Regions from separate parts of the Homo sapiens genome. Here region 1 is linked to region 2. Evidence: read pairs that join two places in POLR2A ChIA-PET (ENCODE). Cell type or tissue: Panc1. All regions are shown on one strand. Each heading gives the region's core, and the rest is flanking DNA. Links, peaks and the distances in the headings are about the cores only.

The links. ChIA-PET counts read pairs that join two places held together with the same protein. Peaks named below come from ENCODE experiments on the same cell type or tissue, not always from the same donor. Only the 100,000 strongest peaks of a DNase experiment are listed, where the experiment ranks them.
Region 1: POLR2A ChIA-PET joins it to region 2 with 5 read pairs; 2 of 35 experiments call an interaction of 5 or more read pairs at or near these places.

What each region holds. Positions count from the first base shown.
Region 1 is chr1:172,237,890-172,243,270 of GRCh38, reverse strand. The region is part of intron 14 of DNM3 (dynamin 3); the gene reads right to left. Among named protein-coding and RNA genes, the nearest start is that of DNM3OS, 96 kb to the right of the region's middle. In Panc1, for the core only: no CTCF peak of the experiment used is centred there; no DNase peak of the experiment used is centred there; H3K27ac peaks cover 4,074 bases.
Region 2 is chr1:172,022,187-172,027,567 of GRCh38, reverse strand. All of the region lies in intron 4 of DNM3 (dynamin 3), which reads right to left. Among named protein-coding and RNA genes, the nearest start is that of MIR3120, 110 kb to the left of the region's middle. In Panc1, for the core only: no CTCF peak of the experiment used is centred there; no DNase peak of the experiment used is centred there; H3K27ac peaks cover 545 bases.

The sequences.
Region 1 (5,381 bases), core at 274-5,273, 220 kb before region 2:
TTATAATTTGAAAGTGAGAACATTAAGGATTTTGTTCTCATATATTTATATTTAATCTCTATATTCTTAAATTTAGAGAAATAGTCCTACATATTTGTACATATGAGATTGGTAATGTAATAATGATAAACACACTAAAGAATAAATTTAAAGGACTTATGACTAAAGATGGCAGATCGATCATATATATGTATCTCTTCTCCTTCTCCCAAACCTACTATGATATTATAATAGTAAAATAATTTAAAAAGATATTAATCCACAATAACAAAGAAATGGGAGAGGAAAAATAGTGAACAAAATATTTTCAAAAGCTTTCTAAGAGAGAAGAGACAAAGGAGGATTTGTTGACCTAGCATAAAGAAAAGGGTTATTCTCCAAATACCTACAGGGGGAAAGAATGGAGGAGAAACCACCTCATTTGGCTTCTTGTCCTTGGAGACACCTGGTACCCACATGCGTGGGTATGGTAGTGAGGTTGTGGCAGCGGGATCAGACAGAAGTCCATGTATAGAAGCATACAAAACAGGCCAGGTACAGGAGCTCATGCCTGTAATCCCAGTTGTTTGGGGAGCCAAGGCAGGAGGATCGCTTGAGCCCAAGAGTTTCAGACCAGCCTGGGCAAGATAGTGAGACCATGTCTCTCCAAAATTTTTTTTAAAAAACTAGCCACATGTGGTGGCGCCTATGATTCCAGATACTCAGGAGGCTGAGGTGGGAGGATCACTTGAGCCCAGGAGGCAGAGGTTGCAGTGAGCTGAGATCATGCCACTGAACTCCAGCCTAGATGACAGAGTGAGATCCTGTTTCAAAAAAACCAGAAGTACACAAGACAATTGTTGGCACAGGACTACCTTTTCTACTCACGGCAACTCATTCTTACCTTCAGCAGGAGACAAGAGGCTTTTTTCCTAGAGAAATTATACCAAAGAAGTTTCAGGCTGAGAGATACCAGGCAGGGTGAACAGCAAGGGGTGGGGTCAAAACCAGAGAGTTTAGTGAAAGTCTACATACTAAAATGTTGTCCTTCAGCCCATTTCTTGCCCTGCCCCAGAACGCCAGCAGCCAGATGGGCTTCCCTGTCCCTACCAGGAAAGATAGTGAACTCTTCTTCTCTGGGGACTCATAGATTCAGGGGAAATGCCCTGTACACCATGAGTTCAATGAAAAAGCCAGGCTGCTGACTGATCACCTTATAGGAAGATTCTGTATTCTGCACACTCCTCCAACAATTTTCAAGCAACTGAATGGCACAGAATCTTAATAGATTAGACAAGTCAAGGCTCTTAACTGGAGTGGATTCTGAAGATGGGCTATCTCAACACTTCTTCCAATGCCCTGTAATGTTTGAGTGCAATTCAAAATCCTCTCACCCTTCCCAATCTTGCTCTTACAGCCAGAGTTCCAGATGAGATATACTTTCTGCCAATCAGATGTAGTCATGCCAGACTTTGTTTCAAAAAATGAGTCAAATGAGAGACCGGCAGAGTGTGTGGCACCTGTTTTGTTGGCCTGAATCACAGCAGAGGTGATGGGGCTCTGGATCCAGAGGCTACAGTGGAACAGTGGCTTCCTGATTATGCAGCCTCCAGATTGGTGGAGACAACAGCTCCTTGGCAGTCCCAGGAAATTCTGTTTTGTGAGCCATTCCTGGAAACTCAGCCTAGTTCTGCAAGTTTGCCCTCCCAATGATTCTCAGAGTGATTTATCCCTCTTAATAAATTATTTTCTACTTAAACTAGCTAGAGTTGATTCTGTGGTTGACAATTAAGAACATTGAAAATAGTATAATAATATCTAGTCAACATATATTATTATGGCTTAGCAAAAATGAATAGCCAGTAAAGCAGAACAATGGCATTACCCTGCAATACTTCCCACATAATAAGAGTCAAAACTTACACAAATCAATTATTAATATGTATGTATGCCATACGTTTATGCAGTTTTGAAATTCCAGGACTTTTTGCTCAAAAAGAGCTTCTAACCAAGAAATACACACGTGCACACACACACACACACACACACACATCTATGTATATATACATATATATGATAAATACCATGCATGAAAAATTTTAAATTGAGAATTCAAGGTGTGAGTGAGAGAGATGGCATTTGAGCAACTTTGCAAGAAACTAAATAAGGCAACAGAAAATAGTAGAACAGAAAAAAAAATCCTGGTGGTTTGCATGTTCATAAACTTTTACAAACTACCTCTATAATAGCAGTACTACTATTCATGGGTTAAATTTTCTTTACTAGTGAGCTAAGTACAGATACTTAGTGTTTTATACTTTTTCAGTTACTAGGAAGGGAAAAATTTACTCAGCATGGCAAAACACGCTTCAAGCACTTCAAATTAGCCCATTTCAAATGCTTAATGGTTGAATTTTCCTATTTCTTTTTGTGCTCCAAGGCATTGCAATTTATATTTTTTAAAAAAAGAAACTTTCAAGTTTAGAATAGTGATTGCTTTACTTGAAAGTCCATGTAACATGCTATGGATTTCTATTATTAAAATGCAAAGACAAATGTCTTTCAACTCTGACTTATGTGGCTTCACATTAAATTACAAAGTAAATTTAAGACACTCCACAAACTGAAATTATGCTTACTGTGTAACAGCTTTTGAGTGCACATTAATCAAACATAATTCTACATGCTAGCCCTTTGGATGTACTTGCCTTAAATAACAGTGTTATTTTGGCTAAATATACCATATGTTTGTAAAAGTTCAACTTAATAAAAGTACCTTGTTTACAAATGCAGCATGATTTTTACTTCTCTGAGAAAATGGAGGTCAGAAAATCACTGTACAAATAAAATCCTCTGACAATTCCCAGAACTCAGTAGATGAATGGTTTAAATTTCCCCCCATCATTTGTCACCAAGCTGCAAACAAAAATCAAAGCTGAATGTTCCCCTCTCTCTCAAAAAGAGGCAAAGAAACACTCAAAAAGAGGCAGCACTAAGGAGAAAAGCAAAGGGCCTGAGCATTCAGCCAAATAACCAAATTAATGAAGGTTTCTGAAGCCCTTTGCATTGACTGTTGAACTGTTGTAGGTTTTGGTTTTTTCCTCCACTGACAGTAACGTGATTCTGTGAGGTGTATTCTGAGAGGAACATAGTTTCTTTGAAAAGCAGAGCTGGGCACCATGCCCTTTGTACTTTAGTTAAGAGCCCTTCTCCCTGTGTTCCAAGGAGTACAGGAGTCTGGGATAGAATAGGGAAAAGGGGGCCCCTTCCATGTGCCTTCTGAGACTCAGCCCTGTATTTAAGATGATATTTGGCTGGATCACTGCAAGCACAGCTGGTGGTCTGTGCACCACTACTGGCTCCAACACATCTCCATGCCGAAACTGGGCTTTGGACAGGGAAAAAATAAATGAACTGGAATAGTTCCCCTCCTCCATCAATCCTAATCATGCCTCCTAGCCTGCCCACTACAAAAAAAAAAAAAAAAAAAAGAGAAAAAAAAAGACAGGGCTGGAGAAAAGAAGAAGCGGAGGGGAGAGAGATAACCAAGAACCCAGAGAATGAACTGAGAAGGTATCATTAGAGAGAAATTAAAGCTGCCCAACCCAGAAGTGCTCTCTGTGTTCACTGCATGCTCAGGTGGCCCCATCTATCCTCAGCTTCTGGAGACAAAGACCATGGAAGAGGAATCCCATGAGGGGTAGTGCAGCAAGAGGAAATGACAAATGGTTTGGAGTTAACATAGAGGTTCACATAGGAGCTCTGACACTAGCTATGTGAACCTTCTGTAAGTTCCTCGATTTCTCTTCTCCCTGTATGGAGGTGATAATTCATGCCTCAGAGAGGGTATGGAGATTTGAGACCATGCAGATGACCGTGTATTCAGGGACTTCGGATACATGTTTATTTCCTTTTCCTTGGAAAAAATTTTCTAGCCATCTTCCCACCCATAAACACAGTATGGTGTTCTCTCTTCAATGTATTTACAACAGCAAGCTTTTATACTTGTAAGCTTTTGAACTGTGAGGGAAAAATAGAAAGTTAATTATGTACCTAGTAGAGAAACACACATTGAACATGAACAATAGCAAACCAGGAGGGTGTGAAGCAGCGAAACAATAGTGAGAGCCTATTTAAACTCTGCTTTCTTATTAAAGGCAGACATGCAAGAAATCCAGAATTCTGGGACTGCGTCCATAGCCATATAGAGAGAGGGAAGATGTGACTACAGGCTGAGAGGGGGTACTTATTTCTTCCCCTTGCACTCACAGTGGATTGTGCAGAAGAGGTCAAGGAAAGTACTTGGGGAAAAAGGCAAGTTCTGGAAGAAACTGAAAATTGAAAATTCCGCAATTAGAGAATCATTTGCCTTTTGTGGCAGAATGTTCTTCCACATTAAAAACTGAGCAAGGGTCTCAAGACTGGCTAGAAAACTGTAAAGTGGGAAAGGGTGTTTTTTTTTTTTCTTATCCTGAAGTCTTCCATTCAGGCAGCTTTGTTTTTCTGTTAGCTTCAAACAGAGATGGCCTGGGTCAGCTGCTATTGCTGCTGCCTAGTTTCTAGGTTTCTCCCTCTTATATCCCAACAAAGCTTCCCCTCTCGTTCCATTTGTTCTGTATTACCAACTGGATTTCAGGTACCATGAATGGGACTGCATGCTTACCTCTGCCGATCTCTGATACTAGCAGGTACTTAATACATGCTGACTTACGAAGATAACAAAACTCACCTATCCCATGTCTCATTCCCCTAGGCTTTGTTTCATGCATAATTAGAATAAATTAATGCCTGCTACAGAATAAACTCTTATTAATTATTCTTCCTGGGTAATATATTTGAATTTAAGTTGAGTCGTTCAGTCCTTCCATTTACAAGGAATGAATTATTCATGTACACTAGCAAATTAGTAGGGGTGAGGTTCTTGGCTTAGGTTGCCCTTAAGTCATCCCAGTGGGTAGCTGCTTAATCCAAGGTTGGACATGAAAACTCTTGACAGCTTCTCCCAGCCTTAAACCAGGAAGTGTAGGGCAGTATTTCTCCAACTGTAGTCCTCTGACCCCCAGAGTCTGTGAGTTCTTGTGAGAATTAAAAAGAAATCTTGTGTTGGTATCTAATAAAAATTAGTAAAAGAGATTTGCTGAACTGTCTGGGGCATGACTTTATAATTGGACACCACCATTCAATTTTAGTGCTTGTGTTTGCACCAAGTGGTAGTAATGTATTTATAGTATGGTAATGAAAAAAAGGGCAGAGGCAGACATCAATACATCAGTTATGTACTTTCCTCCAGTGACATCACAATGCCTTGAGTGGATGGAAGTTTCATTCCAACAGAATGAAAGTGGCAGCAGACTGGTGGGGTCACCCAGTACAGGGGAGCCTGAGAACGCCAGTCTCCAAAG
Region 2 (5,381 bases), core at 164-5,163:
GCTCTGTCACCCAGGCTGTAGTGCAGTGGCACAATCTCAGCTCACTGCCACCTCTGCCTCCCGGGTTCCAGCGATTCTCCTGCCTGAGCCTCCTGAGTAGCTGGGACTATGTGCGCATGCCACCACGCCCAGCTAATTTTTGTATTTTTTAGTAACAGGGTTTCACCATCTTGGCCAGGCTGGTCTCGAACTCCTGACCTCGTGATCCACCCACCTCGGCATCCTAAAGTGCTGGGATTACAGGTGTGAGCTACTGTGCCCAGCCCAGTCTGTGTTTTTTAATTGGGTGATTTAACCCTTTTATTACATTTAAGGTTAATATTGTTATGTGTGAATTTGATCCTGTCATTATGATGCTAGCTGGCTATTTTGCCTGTAATTTGATGCAGTTTCTTCATAGTGTCAATAGTCTTTACAATTTGGTATGTTTTTGCAGTGGCTGGTATCAGTTGTTCCTTTCCATATTTAGTGCTCCCTTCAGGAGCTCTTAAGAGTAAGGCAGTCCTGGTGATGACAAAATCTCTCAGCATTTGCTTGTCTGTAAAGGATTTTATTTCTCCTTCAATTATGAAGCTTAGTTTGGCTGGATATGAATTTCTGGGTTGAAAATTCTTTTCTTTAAGAATGTTGATCACACCTGTAATCCCAGCACTTTGGGAGGCTGAGGTGGGTGGATCACGAGGTCAGGAGATCGAGACCATCCTGGCTAACATGGTGAAACCCTGTCTCTACTAAAAATACAAAAAATTAGCCAGGCGTGGTAGCAGGTGCCTGTAGTCCCAGCTACTTGGGAGGCTGAGGCAGGAGAATGGCATGAACCCGGAGGCGGAGCTTGCAGTGAGCCAACATTGCACCACTGCACTCCAGCCTGGGTAACAAACCAAGATTCTGTCTCAAAAAAAAAAAAAGCATGTTGAATATTGGCCCCCACTCTCTTCTGGCTTGTAGGGTTTCTGTAGAGAGATCTGCTGTTAGTCTGATGGGCCTCTTTTCTGTGTAACCCGATCTTTCTCTCTGGCTACCCTTAACATTTTTTCCTTCATTTCAACTTTGGTGAGTCTGACGGTTATGTGTCTTGGGGTTGCTCTTCTCAAGGAGTATCTTTCTGGTGTTTTCTATATTTCCTGAATTTGACTGTTGGCCTGTCTTGCTAGGTTGGGGAAGTTCTCCTGGATAATATCCTGAAAAGTGTTTTCCAACTTGGTTCCATTCTTCCCATCACTTTCAGGTACACAATCACATGCAGGCTTGGTCTTTTCACATAGCCCCATATTTCTTGGAGGCTTTGTTCATTCCTTTGCATTCTTTTTTCTCTAATTTTGTCTTCATGCTTTATTTCATTAAGATGATCTTCAATCTCTGATATCCTTTCTTCCGCTTGATTGATTTGGCTATTGATACTTGTGTATGCTTCACGAAGTTCTCGTGCTGTGTTTTTCAGCTCCATCAGGTCATTTATGTTCTTCTCTAAACTGGTTTCTCTAGTTAGCAATTCCTCTAAAATTTTTTCAAGGTTCTTGGCTTCCTTGTATTGGGTTAAACCATCCTCCTTTAGCTCAGAGGAGTTTGTTATTACCCACCTTGTGAAGCCTATTTCTGTCAATTCATCAAACTCATTCTCCTTCCAGTTTTGTTCCCTTTCCGACGAGGAGTTGTGATCCTTTGGAGGAGAAGAGACATTCTGGTTTTTGGAATTTTCAGCCTTTTTGCACTGCTTTCTCCTCATCTTCATAGATTTATCTACCTTTGGTCTTTGAGGTTGGTGATCTTCAGATGGGGTTTCTGTGTGGATGTCCTTTTTGTTGACGTTGATGCTATTCTTTTCTGATTTGTTAGTTTTCCTTCTAACGGTCAGGCCCCTCTGCTGCAGGTCTGCTGGAGTTTGCTGGAGGTCCACTCCAGATCCTGTTTGCCTGGGTATCACCAGCGGAGGCTGCAGAACAGCAAAGACTGCTGTCTGTTCCTTCCTCTGGAAGTTTCGTCCCAGAGGGGCACCCACAAGATGCCAGCCGGAGCTCTCCCGTATGAGGTGTCTGTCAACCCCTGCTGGGAGGTGTCTCCCAGTCAGGAGGCACGGTGGTCAGGGACCCACTTAAGGAGACATTCTGTCCCTTAGCAGAGCTCGAATGCTGTGCTAAGAGATCCACTGCTCTCTTCAGAGCTGGCAGGCAGGAACATTTAAGTCTGCTGAAGCTGCACCCACAGCCGCCCCTTCCCCCAGGTGGTCTGTCCTAGGAAGATAGGAGTTTTATCTATAAGGCCCTGACTGGGGCTGCTGCCTTTCTTTCAGAGATGCCCTGCCCAGAGAGGAGGAATCTAAAGAGGCAATCCGGCTACAGCGGCTTTGCTGAGCTGCAGTGGGCTCCACCCAGTTGGAACTTCCCAGTGGCTTTGTTTACACTGTGAGGGGAAAACCACCTACTCCAGCCTCAGTAATGGCAGACGCCCCTCCCCAAACAAAGCTCAAGCGTCCCAGGTCAACTTCAGACTGCTGTGCTGGCAGTGAGAATTTCAAGCCAGTGGATCTTAGCTTGCTGAGCTCTGTGGGTGTGAGATCCGCTGAGCTAGACCACCTGGCTCCCTGGCTTCAGCCCCCTTTCCAGGGGAGTGAATTGTTCTGTCTAGCTGGTGTCCCAGGTGCCACTGGGGTATGAAAAAAAACTGCTGCAGCTAGCTCGGTGTCTGCCCAAACAGCCACCCAGTTTTGTGCTTGAAACCCCAGGCCCTGGTGGTGTAGGCACCCAAGGGAATCTCTTGCCTGTAGGTTGTGAAGACCGTGGGAAAAGCATAGTATCTGAGCTGGAATGCACCCTTCCTCTAGGCACAGTCCCTCCCAGCTTCTCTTTGCTAGGGCAGGGAGTTTCCCAACCCCATGCGCTTCCCAGGTGAGGCAACACCCCATCCTGCTTTGGCTTGCCCTCCATGGGCTGCACCCACTGTCTAACCAGTCCCAGTGAGACGAGCCAGGTACCTCAGTTGGATTACAGAAATCACCTGCCTTCTGCGTTGATCTCACTGGCAGCTGCACACCAGAGCTGTTCCTATTCAGCTTGCCAGCCTGAGACTATTATTACTCTTTATTCAGGAATTAGTACATACTGAATTAATTGCATAAACCACATTTGGTCATTATATAACCTCCTTATAAAATATAGCTGGATTTTTGAATAGGATATATAAATTTAGTTCAAAAAGGATCACGGTCTGTAAATTTCCCTTCTTGTAATGGCATTGTCAGATATGGATACCAAAATTTACCTATTCTTATAAAATTAACAGTTTTTTTACATGGTTTCTATTCTCTGAAGGATATTGAATCAATGGATATTATTACTTTTTTGAATGTTTATTGTTGGTCACAATAGAAACTTTTGTGAAAATTTAAAAAGAAAAGAAAAGAAAGAAGGAAAAGCCAAAAAGATTCTCAGAGACCAAAACAAATAAACATTGTAATATGAAACCTGAAGGAAAAAAAGATAATGTAAAATACAGAATACAACTTGATCATTTTTACTAATATTCTGAGAGAAAGGAGAACTTATTGCATTCATGGAACAAAATTAGAAGGCCATAAACAGAAACACCAGGCAAAAAATCTCAATAACTGAAAATAGGAGAGCAGAAATTAAAATGTTAGTAAAATGGTTGGAAGAAAAACTCAAGGAATTGTTCCAGAAAATGAAAGAAAAAAAAAAGAAGTAAACAAGGAAAAAAAAAAAAACCACATTGTTAAAACTAGAGAAATGGCCCAGAAGATTCGATATTTGAATAACTGACATTCCAAAGAGAGAAAATCAAACAGAAACAGTTTGGGGTTGGAGAGATCCTATTCAAGAAAATGTCCTATAAGTAAAAGATAGGAATTTATGGATTGAACAAACTCAACAAGTGCCAAACAGGAAATGAGCACACACACACATGCACATACACACAAAATGGCATATCAGTAAAATATTTCAAAATACTGGGAACTGATAAAAGATACTAAAAAGTTTCCAGAGAAGTTAAAGAAAAGACACAAAGAAAGGATTGGGAATCACTATAGCATCAGTCTTCCTAGCAGCAAACTGGAAACTAAAAAACAATAGAGCAATGTTTTTGAAATTCTGAGGGAAAAATCATTTCTAACCTAGAATTCTAAATTTTCAATAAACGTGACAGTAGGAAAAGATATTTCCAGACTTGCAAATCTCAAAATATTTTACCTCCCTTTCACCTTTTTAAGAACGCTGTTAAAGAACGTGTTCTACAAAACAAGGGAGCAAACTAATAAAGAGGAAGACATGAGATCCAGGAAGCAGGAATACAACCAAGAAAAGAAGGAAGTTTTCAGGATGGTATAGATCCCAGTATGAGACCAAGAGAGCAATTGATATCTATGGGAATGAGAGAACAGAGAGTCCTGAAGAGATTTCTTCCTCTACCAAGAAAATAAACATAAAACTACCTAATCCAGAATGTTTTTAAAGTACTGAGAGATTGAGACTTCTGTAGGGGAGATTGGGAATACGTTAGTGATAGATGTACAGAAAACTATGCAAACAAACCAAACAGAGATAATTATCAACCTCAAAAAAGACAATATCATGGAAGAAAGAATAACCAAAATTTACCACATAGCTCAGCTATGAATAACATTTTCAGGATTATAAAAATTTATTCAGCAAAATATGATTCTTTTAGTAGAATGTAGGAGGATAAGTGCATATGTGAGTGTGTGAGTATACATAAGTATAGGAGAAGGATATAAGACAGCTAAATCCTCCTTCTCTACAGTGAGAAGTCAAAAGAGAGTATCTAAAACTAAGAAAAATAAAAAATAGTAATATAAACAGATTACATAGAAATATGGAGGTAACTATCAAAATCAATAGCTAAAAGAATTGTAAGTGGTAGCCTCTGGAAATCAATAATCAAGAGTCAGGAGGGGTGGGCAAGGGACTGATTGTTTCTATTAAAAGCCTTTTGCACTGACTTTTTCTTTTAAGAAAGCTATATATATTTATAGCTCTAATAAAAATAAAAGTTGATTATAGAAGTATTTTCTTTACTACTCCCTTATATCTGAAAAGGAAGCTAGATCTATACTTAGTGATATACCAAAATGGCAAAGGGGACCATTTTCTTATCTATATTAAGTTACACAAATAGGCAGCTTAAAATAATCAATGAACTCCTGCTGGCAGACTCAATACCTACATTGATAGATCTTAAAAACCACTGTCAGAAAGGATTTTAAAGTCATCATGCTTTGAAAGCATTTCACTAGAAACCTAAAGATCCAGCTAAAATAAAGAGCCCTGATTATGTGCCAGGCTCATATAGGATTCAAAACAACCACCAAGAGATAGATACTATTATCTTCTCAAGCATACAGATGA